Linked DNA regions of Homo sapiens: regions 1 and 2 are each linked to region 3. Evidence: chromatin loops called from intact Hi-C (ENCODE). Cell type or tissue: heart left ventricle. All regions are shown on one strand.

What was found. Peaks named below come from ENCODE experiments on the same cell type or tissue, not always from the same donor. Only the 100,000 strongest peaks of a DNase experiment are listed, where the experiment ranks them.
Region 1: a loop joins it to region 3, with 7 times the contacts of the local background. A loop is called at or near these places in 58 of 110 quality-filtered maps.
Region 2: a loop joins it to region 3, with 14 times the contacts of the local background. A loop is called at or near these places in 81 of 110 quality-filtered maps.

What each region holds. Positions count from the first base shown.
Region 1 is chr13:32,244,769-32,248,768 of GRCh38, forward strand. FRY (FRY microtubule binding protein) reads left to right here. Exons shown (of 61, transcript NM_023037.3): 48 at 2,555-2,734. Among named protein-coding and RNA genes, the nearest start is that of ZAR1L, 69 kb to the right of the region's middle. In heart left ventricle, a CTCF peak has its summit at 1,812 (motif pointing right); a DNase peak (open chromatin) is centred at 1,793; H3K4me3 peaks cover 219 bases; H3K27ac peaks cover 819 bases.
Region 2 is chr13:31,908,062-31,912,061 of GRCh38, forward strand. It overlaps the pseudogene EEF1DP3. Among named protein-coding and RNA genes, the nearest start is that of FRY-AS1, 120 kb to the right of the region's middle. In heart left ventricle, a CTCF peak has its summit at 2,016 (motif pointing right); no DNase peak of the experiment used is centred here; H3K27ac peaks cover 1,560 bases.
Region 3 is chr13:32,307,879-32,311,878 of GRCh38, forward strand. It overlaps ZAR1L (zygote arrest 1 like), which reads right to left. Exons shown (of 6, transcript NM_001136571.2): 3 at 3,394-4,000; 4 at 2,761-2,853; 5 at 808-882. Among named protein-coding and RNA genes, the nearest start is that of ZAR1L, 5.5 kb to the right of the region's middle. RefSeq lists a silencer at 2,317-2,376. In heart left ventricle, a CTCF peak has its summit at 2,421 (motif pointing left); a DNase peak (open chromatin) is centred at 3,693; H3K4me3 peaks cover 437 bases.

The DNA of each region.
Region 1 (4,000 bases), 63 kb before region 3:
CTGTGTATATTTTAATATTTCCATAATAAACAGTCTTTATGTATATTTTTAAAACCAAGAGACTGGCTCCAAGATTTCAGTTAGTAAAGGCTGGAGCTGGTATTTGGATCCAAAGCCAGTGTCTTTGTTTTATTGTACCAGGCAGCCTCCCTGGCAGGATACTTGGACATCTCCAAACAGCTACAGATTGATTTTTTTTTTCAAAACTGAGTCTCGCTCTGTCCAGGCTGGAGTGCAGTGGCACAATCTCGGCTCACTGCAACCTCCACCTCCCGGGTTCAAGCGATCCTTCTGCCTCAACCTCCCAAGTAGCTGGGACTACAGGCGTGTGCCACCACGCCCGGCTAATTTTTGTATTTTTAGTAGAGACAGGGTTTCACCATATTGGCCAGGCTGGTCTCGAACTCCTGACCTCGTGATCCACCGCCTCGGCCTCCCAAAGTGCTGGGATTACAGGCATGAGCCACCACGTCCAGCCCAGATTGATTCTTAAAGCCGTACTCTGAGAAGACCAGAAACACAATTTATTTTAATGAAAATAAAAATAAATATCAAGGCCAGGTGCAGTGGCTTATCCTGTAATCCCAGCACTTTGGGAGGCTGAGGCAAGAGGATCGCTTGAGGCCAGGAGTTCAAGACCAGCCTGGGCAACAAAGTGACACCCCATCTCTACAAAAATAAAAAAAATTTTAAAAATCAGCAAGGTGTGGTGGTGCACACCTATAGTCCCAGCTACTTAGGAGGCTGGGGAGAGAGTTTCCCTTGAGCCCAGGAGGTTGAGGTTACAGTGAACTGTGATCACACCACTGCACTCCAACCCGGCCAACAGTGATAAATAGGAAGATAGGAATATAGATAGATGGAAAGATAGCTCAAACACACCAGGACGAGTTTCTAGAGCCTGGAAGTTAATCTAAAACACATGACCACAGACTAAAGCAGGGAGGCTCCAGGCCATGGGAGTAGTGCAGGGCCACGATGGGGTTAAGTAGAGAGCGCCTAGCTCAAGAGCATAGACATCCTTTTCTCTATATTGTATTTGTCTATTTCTTCTCTGGAATGTACTTTGTAACTTGTAGGATTCAAGGGCAAATGCTAGGTTCTCTCTGGAAGCTCATTGATGAAGATATACCGTATAAATTTTAGACATTCCTTTCCATCTTTACTTCACCAAATTACTTACAGAAATTATTTGATGCTGAAAGTGACTTCCAAGCATTTTTCAAGTGGCGTTGCTGCATCATACTTACACCACATAGGGTAGGCAGTCAGTTAACAGTTTCTCACTTCACTCACAGGAGACAGGTGGTCAGTTGACACCTTTCTACGAATGTGTGCCCCATTTTGTTGTTTAATGAGGCTGTCCATTTTGTCTTAGGCCTGCGGGCGACGTCTGATACTTTTTATCTTAACTCAAATAGTAGCTTATTTCACATTTAAACCATGGCTTCCCTTGCGCAGAATTTAATAGATGTTTTATTTCATGTGCTTTGACTGCAAAGTCCAGGCAAAAAATAATAATAACAACTTTCATCAAATTTGTTTATCTGTGTTTCTAATATTTTTATGGGAGCGGCACACAGTCTGATTGGAGGTTGTCAGAGAAACGAAGATGGTAAAACTGAGTCTTAAATGAAGAGTAGGAATTTGACATGCCAATAAGGAGGGGAAATGTATTCAAGGATGAGGGCATAGCATGAGTAAAGGCACAGAGGCTGAGAGGGCTTGCCAAGTTTGGGGAACTCCAGCAGCAGCCTGGGGGAGATGACCCTTGCAGGCCATGCTCAAAGAGTGTGGACTCCACCCTGTCCACCAGAGGGAGTCTGTGAAGGAGTTTAGTCAGGGAAGTGGCTTGGTCTGAAGAGTTCTAGGAAGATCACTCTAGCTGGATCTGATGCACTTAAGGGCTGCAAGCCAAGACACCAGTAAGGGGCCATTGAGATAGTCCAGGCAAGGCCCAAGAGGGTGCCGCTGAGCCAGTGCCAGCAGGAATGCCGTGGAGGGAACAGATTACCAGGAGGGAGGGAAAGAAAGGGTTAAGAAGGGCTTCCAGATTCCTGAGTTAAGTAATGAGGAAGACAAGAAGTGAGAAGAAAAGAGGGCTGAAGACAGAGATCAAGGTACCCAGGAAGCAAATGGAGCAGGAGGAGCCAGAGAACTAGAAGGAGGACCAAGAAGACTGGAAACCGGAGGGTGGGGAGAACTTTAAGAAAGAGTGAACTGAACAGTCAGTGTCATAAAATGCATTGGGAGCTTTTTTTTTTCCCTCAAATTAAGGAGGTGCCTCATTACCATAATGGTACCTCATTAATAAGAATTTAATTTAGCTGAAATGGACAAAATTGGTCTTTTTTGTTTGTCTCCTAAACATAGCTCCTTTTATATATACATTGTCTTTTTATGTCATTTGCCTTTTACTTCTCATGGAACCTGCTGCGCTGTTTTAAGTCAGTGAATTCTGACTGGTCACTAGCTTCTCACTGGTCATTCTGACATACATTAGCTTTAAAAAAATTAAATTATTTTTAACCCTTGAATGTTTTATTTCCTGCAGAGTGTTCACTGGAGAGAAGCTCTGAATATCTTGAAGCTGGTAGTTTCTCGGTCAGCCAGCCTTGTTTTACCTTCATACCAGCACAGTGACCTCTCAAAAATAGAAATACATCGAGTGTGGACTAGTGCTTCCAAGGAATTACCTGGGAAAACCCTGGACTTCCACTTCGATATTTCGGAGGTACTTAGCTATGTTAACTATTTCTGTGAACTTTAGCATGAATTTGTAGTAGCAAAGATCAAAAGTAGTTGCCTGGAAAAAAGAAGACTTATTTGACAGTTATTTCAAATGAAGATTTCTAAGGGCTAAATTAGGTTTTGCTTTTTAAAGAACCCATTGAGTGTCATATTCACTGGGACTCTCAGTTGGCAGCTTTTAAAAATAGAAACTAGCCTCAGTTATGTAAAAAATGATTTTAAAAAGAGGTATTTAAAAATGGAACGATCATAAGCATTTTAAACCATGACCTTCACTCATTCTTTATCTGACAATGGTCATGTCTTTATATCCACAATGTTTCTCCCTGAATGACAGCCAGTTCAGCAGATGACCGAAATTTACAGGAATATAGACTCCACTTTTATAGTTGCTTCCCCAGTCCACACTATTTTTTAAACAAGTAAAACTAAATTCTTGCCTTGAAGCGGGCAGGGGAGAGAGAGGGAGGAGCAAAAGACTAGGGACCCAAGCTAAGGAGTCAGGAAGAAAAGAAAGGACAGGAAGTAGTCATGTTTACCTGATAGTCCATGAACAAATATTTGGGAGGCTTATATTGAAGTCTAAGGTATAAAATAACTTTGCTTTCACATCTCTTACCCCATGACTCATGAACCCCCAAAGCAGAAACTGTACTCTGTTCCTGTTTATAACCAGGGCTCAGTACAACATCTGGTGCATTAGTAGATCACTAGTAAATATTTCCAAAACTCTGCTGAATGAATAAATTCACTAAGAAATAAACCTGGTGTCAAATACTGCATGTTCTCACTCATAAGTAGGAGTTGAACAAAGAGAATACATGGACACAGGGAGGGGAACATCACACACCGAGGCCTATCACGGGGTGGGGAACAAGGGGAGGGATAGCATTAGGAGAAATACCTAATGTAGATGACAGGTTGATGGGTGCAGCAGACCACCATGGCACATGTCTACCTGTGTAAGAAACCTGCACATTCTGCACATGTACCCCAGAACTTAAAGTATATTAAAAAAAAAAGAAATAAACCTGGTGTGCTTATATGGAACTTACTTGCACTATTATGTAGGTCATATCCAAGTTGGGTTTTTTATACAATGGTCCTCACTGACCTTTCATCATTTCAGTATTCAGGATGAGATACTATTTGCTACCATTGTGACACCTGCATCTATATTTAATATGTAAATAATATTAAGGTTTCAATTTAATCTTGGTCCATTTTCACATTTTTTTTAACCTGGCTA
Region 2 (4,000 bases), 400 kb before region 3:
GTCATGTTACTATGCCTTAATTCTCTGTGATGTATTTGTTGTACTATTCGACATTTTCTTATGCATCTATTAATTTTTCCTTTTTAGTTTGTGTGTGCGTGCTCACACATAATCATATTATCAGCTTATGAGAGCAGGGGTCCTGTGGTCTTATTCACCACAATAACCTCAGTGCTTGGAACACTGCACGTAGTAGGTGCTCAAAAAACACATTTTGAACAAATGAATAAACCAATTTAAGCAGCAGGAAAATCTGTTAAATGGGAAATAAGCGACATTTTCTCTTTTATTTTATGGTGAGGTCTTGGCTGATTTAGCCAAATTTCTAAGGACTAACCGAGAAAATAAAACTGAAACACATCATTTGGCCGATTCGTTTCAGTGAAACTCCTTTCTTCTGAATTTGTGATCAAGCCCGCCATAAAGAAGAGACATGATGGCACTGTAAATCTGATAAATTTCTGATGAGATACATGGCAGTTTAATGCAACTTGGTGACATGACCCTTATGCTCTTACCACTGCTGGGTCCTCATTCATGCGATGAGACTGTAGCCCAAACTCTAAGTAGGTTCTGACAAAGATGGAAAGCTTGGAGTACTAAGAACTGCTCCAGTGATACTCCAGTTCTTTTCCCATTCTTTCCTCCTTTTTACTGATGCAAGATAAAATGGGAAGTACAGCAGGACAAGGAGTGCGATTCGTGCTCAGAGTAGCTGTATTATGGGTTCTCACCTGGCTGAAACTCCTATTTGCATGGGATTATCTGACTCTCAGCTAAGATACACTGTTTCCCTAAGGCAATTTCGGAGGCCAAGCCCAAAATTGACACATTTAGAGATTCAGGAGCAAATAACTTTGTATTTATTTGTCAGTGAAGCACTATTTATGGCATTTCAATCACGTGGCAATCTTAAGACTGTAATTATAGAGGTCTAAGAAGAATATAGAACATTTCTTCTGACTTATCCTTTTGAGATTTAGAATTGAAAATAGTTTGATCTCTTTTTTCAGCCCCTCAGAGATAACTTACATGACCTTTAGCCAATTCCCCATTCTTCCTTTCTCATTTCACAATTGCAAATGCTACTGGGTAGTTTTCCTCTGTTTTGAGCCCCACCCTTCCTGTTGCTAAGCAGATGAACTGGATTACATAAATTGTCAATTTCTCAGCTGTGACAATGAAAAAGACAGGACAACAGTAGCCAGAAATGAGGACAGCTGCTTCTAGCACTTGGGATTTGGGGTTAGATGATGAAGAGAGAATCAAAAGGAAATAGGTGAAGTTAGCATAAGTAAAAAGTTAGACACAATTCTATTACTTTAATACAAACTCTGTTAACATTTGGGTATATTTCTTTCAGAGATTGGTACTCATATTAGAGTGGAGTTATTTGGGTTTTTGTTTTTCCTTTATGCCTACTTATAATTTACATGCTCTTATCCTTTGTTTTATAATATTTACAAGTTGCAGTTATTATTTTAATATTTCAGGTTAAGTTGACTTTTCAATATGGAGTCAGTTTTAAGTGTGTGCGTTTTAAAGGGGCATATTTGCATTTCTGACCCACAAAGACTAACATCACTTGTGACAATTAATTTTCACTCATCTAAATTTTGCAATGTTTTTAAACCAAAACAGGTTTAATAATGATAGGTATCCACTAAACATCCAGCTTTTATCACATCACCTGTAGCTTCCCATGGAAATTTTCTACGAAGCAAACATTGGCTAGTATTACAGATATTTCCTTTTCAAGCCCTCATGTTTAATCAACTCCGCTTACCTGTGTGGCTTTAATAAGCGTAATGCCAACTCCAGCTCCCCAGAGTGAGGTAAACAGTATGTATGGGCATAATTAGCAAATCATTTGGTTGTAAGATGTTGTATGATTCACATATTTGGTTTTCTTTAATGAGGCATTCCTCTCCAGACACATTAGTCGTTTCCCAAAATGCTCCTTTGCAAATAGCTATAGAAACAGCAAATGATGAACTAAAAAAGGTGTGCTGCACGTGGGACACCAGAGGGCGCTAGAGTAATGTTATAATGTGCCTCTGCTTTTCTCTTAGCTTTGCTATTAAAAAATTAAAGCTTTTAAAATAATACACTACCTTGTCTTGAAGACATTTATTTGAAGTTATACGATATAGCTTTATGATTTGAGTCAAACATTTATTATTATTTATCATTACAGTCAGCATCTTCTCAAAAGCAGGTCTTTTATTCCCATGCTGAATTTTAGAAAAGAAATTCTAACAATAGTCCTCCTCTTAGACTTTTTTTTTTTAAGGAAAACACATTATTATTCTTAGATTGTGACTTTGTCCTCTCCCAAGAGACAGTCACGTGTGTTAAAATGTTTAGTAGTTCTAGTCTGCTAGAAATGAATAATAGAGGAAGTGAATTATTTCTAAACTTTTAGAACCACAGAATTTGGGCATTTGATCAGTATTTGTCTACTGTTGAATTTAAAATAAAACATATGAATGTATCAGGATAAAGTGGCAGTGCTGCAAAAATTTGAAGTGCTGAAAAAAGTTAGAAAATTAAATTGGCATTTATTAATAATAAGCAACCATTTTAGTGTAGCTAGAAGGTTTATTTTCTAGTGTTAAGCTGTCTTAAAAATCAGAGGTATTTTTGTTCAACATAATTTACTGAAAAGTGTGTATAGAATGCTTAATATGTATGTGCCTAAAATTGCTCTTAGTGACCAAATATTCACATGCTGGGTGTGGTGGCTCATGCCTGTAATCCCAGCACTTCAGGAGGTAAGAGGGTTCCTTGAGGCCAGGAATTCAAGAGCAGCCTAAGCAACATAACAGGACCCTGTCTCCACAAAAATTTTAAAAGCAGCCAGGTGTGGTGGTGTGTGCCTGTAGTCCTAGCTACTTGGGAGGCTAAGGCAGGAGGATTGCCTGAGTTCATGTGTTCAAGGCTATAGTGAGCAGTGATCGTGCCGCTAGACTCCAGCCTGGGTGACAGAGCGAGACCCTGTCTCAAAACAAAAAATCAAACCCCAAAACCACAAAAAATTCACAAGACAACTTACGTAATCTAAGATATAAATCACACATACCAGACATGAAATTTGCAAATGTGTATCAGATAAAATACTATGTGTTTAAAGGATGGGGATGCTATGTGACTGAAGGGTTAGGGGAGACTGGCGAAATGGAAGGAACTAGCTGAGCTTGAAGGATGGGGTAGGATCTAATTCAGCAGAAAACAAATTATAGCAGAATAACCATGGCCAGAAAGGGAGAGATGACACAAATGCATGTGCAGCAATATATCAAGCATCTGCTTTTCATCTTTCCACAGGGAGGTCCCATCTCGCATTGTAAAGGGCATTGTTTTTATGTTATTTCTTTGTCTTTCATGTTGTGGTGTGTATTGGTTTGGGTTTTCTGGTTGTTTTCTTTGTGTTCTTTTACCAGAAAACAAAAACAAAAACAGCCTTTCAGAGGGGAAATCATTCCTCATCCCCAATATGACCAGTATTTGTTCCAGCCTTTCCCAGCTCTGGTCCAGCCAGATGAGAGTGCTGCTGTAATGTCCAGTGCTATGGCTGGGCGGCCTCAGGGAGAGCGAGGGTTCAAGTCCTCAGCCTTCTCACAGCGCTGCATCCAGGTGGATGCCACAGATCTTTCGATGCTGTGCCCTGTACACTGGGAAATTGTCTGTTTCCCTCTAGGGACTGAGGTTCTCAAGGTAGAATCATGGCCTGATTCCACTTTGTAGTCCTAATGCTCAATGCACATTGGGAAGTCAGTAAATATTTCTTTTTTAATGTAATTATCTATTTATTAGTCCAAGATCAGTGTAAATGTATTGTAGAAAATTATAAAATACATATAAGAAAAATACTTTTTGAAAAACATTGTAATCCTACAACAGTTTATTGGTATTACCTTAGTGCCTATCCTTCCAAACACTTTCTGTCCACCTCTATGTTTATCTGTTTTGCTATGTATCTACCTATCTAGGTATTTTT
Region 3 (4,000 bases):
TGCAACCTCCTCCTCCTGGGTTCAAGCAATTCTCCTGCCTCAGCCTCCCGAGTAGCTGGGACTACAGGCACCTGCCACCATGTCTGCCTAATTTTTGTATTTTTAATAGAGACGGGGTTTCACTATATTGGCCAGGCTGGTCTCGAACTCCTGACCTTGTGATCCACCCACCTTGGCCTCCCAAAGTGCTGGGATTACAGGCATGATCCACCATGCCTGGCCTATTTATTTCTACTAATTATAGAAAAAGAAGAAATGTTTTTAACTAAGGACTTAGGTTAAAAAACATATCAATTACAAAAAGCAAGTTAAGGATCTCACCTAGTTCTGTGAATTTCTAAACATTGGAGACACCATAGAATCCAGTCAGAGCTCTAATACTATCCATCTAACCTTGGGAAAGTTATTTTGAACTTAGCTTTCAGATCTATAAAATAGGAATAACATCTCCCACAAAGATTAGATGACAGGAGGTAATGCATGTAAAGCACTATCTCAAAATTTGGCATGTAGTAAAAAATTAACAGCAGTCACCTTTTACATTACTACATTCTAACTATGCCCAGGGTGTCAGAGGAAAAACAAACACACCCCATAAGGCAACTTGAAATAGTGAATCTTCCCCTCTTTCCCTTCAAAAAAGATGCAAACTAGAATTTATGCTTTCATTGTTCTAAAATGTAACATCTCAAACATACAGAACACTCACATACCAATATCCAACTCTATCAAATCCTAACATTTTGTCACAGAGGCTTCATTTTAGTAATGAAACATAGACACAATGGAAGTGTTCCATATGCTCACCTGACATTGGATTGCTTCTACTCGATAAGGGTTAAAACTCTTTTGGCATTTACAACAGAGTTGTTTGAAATAAACCTAAAGAGAAATATGTTTTTTTTTAATACAAGCTTTTATACACACCCACACCCTGCAAAGGCTCCCAGTTCTTAAGTAATCCATTGCATCTTGCTTTTACCAACTTCTACCCTTGCCTTGCCTTTTATCTTGCTTTTACCAACCTCTACCCTTGGGGTTTCAAGGTGTACTAGTTCTTATTAATCACTTTTTCTTTGAATCTAATTTTCCTTACCCATAAAATTGGAATACATTTTTTTTTTTTTTTGAGATGGAGTTTTGCTCTTGTAATCCAGTCTGGAGTGCAATGGTGGGAAATCGGCTCACTGCAACCCCCGCCTCCTGGGTTCAAGCGATTCTCCTGCCTCAGCCTCCTGAGTTGCTGGGATTACAGGTGCCCGCCACCACACCCGGCTAATTTTTTGTATTTTTAGTAGAGACTGGGTTTTGCCATGTTGACCAGGCTGGTCTCAAACTCCTGGCCTTAAATGATCTACCCACCTCGGCCTCCCAAAGTGCTGGGATTACAAGCCTGAGCCACCGCATCCAGCCAGAATAATACGATTAATACTTACTTTTTCCATAGTTCTGAGAACTCCCTAATAATGTACACCAAGTACCACAGTAGATACTCAATGGGAAGTGGCTGCCATACTTTTTGTCCTTATCTTTTAGCTCTTACATGTTTCATTTTTCAGTATTTCCCGGCTTACACTTTAAATTACTTGTGGTTACCCATCAATACCACCTGCTTTCTAGGCTTTGTGCAATTTCCTGTGCACATTTTCTCTCTGCCTTGCTTGGTGAACTCTTCCTCCTATTTATTGTTTCAAATCCTGCTTGGACATCAAGCTGTCTTCCCTCAGACAGAGCTAATACCCTCCTTCCTGTGCTATCTCTGCACTGCTTCCATATGAAGAAGGATGCTACTGCACGTATTGCCAAATTACATTTTGTTTCCATCACTCGTATCAAAATAAATTCCTTGAGAACAAGTCCTGTGTTTTGTTCTTTGTATCCTAGTGCCTTGGAATGTTTGAATTAAACTCATTTTTCTTCTGGCAAGAGAAGGAAGTAAATTCAACTTCAACTTTAAAAATCTATTCACTCTCTAGGTCTCTAGTAAATGGCTAGTGTGAGAAATCAAGTTTTCATCCGGAACTCAATGCCTTTTTGCCCTCTCTCTCCACAGTCCTTTGGCCAGTAAGGCAATTTCTAAACATGCGACAGCACAGGGCGTTCACACTCAAATGCTTATGGAGGTTAATAACATCGGGCCACGTAGACTGTTGCAAAACGAGGTGCACAGGGCAAGGAAAAGAAGAGGAAGCCTTAGGGGCAGCCTGCTGTTCTCATTCTCAAACGAGGGTCTCTAATGACCAGAGCCTACAGGATTCACGAAAATGCAGAAATGCAGAATTTAATGTGAAGCCTTTTCCAGTCCTAATATGTTGGCAATTAAATTAGGAAGGGGGCAAAAGAAACTTTAGGCGTAGCCTAAGTCTCTTACAGGCAAATCTTTACAGTAAGTTTTTTCACTTATTGCCCCACCTTGTGGACAAACAGTGGAAATTTCCTAGCGCTAAGGCCCAGACCTGTTCCAAGCATACCAACTAAAAAACGGTTAGAAAAACTTCCAATGTAGACAAGAACAAAAGTTCATCTAAGTAACCTGACATCTTGTCATATATAACGCCAGAGTATGGTTCGGAAACCCAGGTGGACAGTCCGATTCAGTTCCATTCATTCACTGAGCACTTCCTGTACACCTGGCACGGGGGATGCCACCAAGATCAAGACAGGACTATGACAGCCATGCTCCCTCAGGAATCAGATTCTTCCCCGCTTACCATCCGTGCCCACCCCATCCTCCTCTCACCTCCTACTCTTTTTATTTACCTTGTTCGTTCCAGAAATGCACCACACGTAAGCACTCTCCCACCTGGTCTTACAATCTTTACAGTGGAAATAGCCATATTTTGGTTCCAAAAACTGAAAATAAAGAAGAAAAGTACTTTACCATCATGCAAGGGGAAAAAAGCCAGATCCTTCTTTATGACTTTGTATAAGGAAAAAAAAATGACTTCTTTAACCTCACTTGTATCTATTCTCAAGACTACGGCATTGATTCAGTTTCTCATCTCTCTTAAAGATTACTCTGGGATTCTTCTTGCTGCTGTCGTTTGTACTTTTCCAATCCATTTTCCACAATGCTACCGGCACAATCTTCCCAAAACGAAAGTCTGATTTCATGTATTACAGACTCGAAGCCCTTCTTCGTCTCCAAATTCTCCAATAGCAGTGGTTGCCAGACTGTTGGTTTTCACAGGCTTAGTTTGGGTTGGCACCTATTTTACCCAAAACTTACCAAACATACAGGCCACGTGATATACATATTTTCAGAGCTCCCTCTCCTTCACCAAGTACATGGAAGAAGAGAGAGAAGATTTTGCTCTTATTGCCCCCATAGATGGAAAAGGAGGGAGGGGATGAGGCTGGTCGAGGACTAAGAAGAGGGAAGAGAGGATCTACCTGGAAGTTGGGCCTCCGGAGCGGCTCGGAGGCGGCGTCTCCAGGCACCTGCTTGCTCTTCGTCTCCTGAGGGCACGGGGCGTCTTTCTCCCCCGATTCCTCCAGCTGCCCGGGCTCCTCCTGCCTGTCAGCTCCTGACCTCCGTGATGGTGGCTGCGGCTGGCTGGCCTCCGCAGGGCCCGGGAGCGCCTTGCTCTCCGCTTCGTCCCCATCTCTCCGCAGGCGGATCAAGCCCCTGCGGCCGGTGGCGGGCGAAGTGACCCCACAGGCTGGCAGGGGCTCCTGGGGGTCTCTGCCGTCCCAGGGGGAGCAGCTGCTGAGGGTGCGAGGCCCCAGAGAGCACTGCACAGCCTTGTCCACCCGCGGGCTCACCTGCACGCCCACCTCCTTGGTGTTGGGCTTGCACAGCCGCGGGCTCAGGCTGGGGTTCATCTGGGAGAGAATGGCCTTAAGCTGCGCCCTCTTGTAAGGGTCAATGCAGTAGTCAGGGGCGTTCGCGGGCACCAGCAGCCCTGGCCTGGCCAGAAAAGTGGGAGGACCCATATTTTGCCTCCAGTCGGGCTGTTTGTGCCCTGAGAGTCCAGGCTGGCCCAAAGGCACTGTGCTC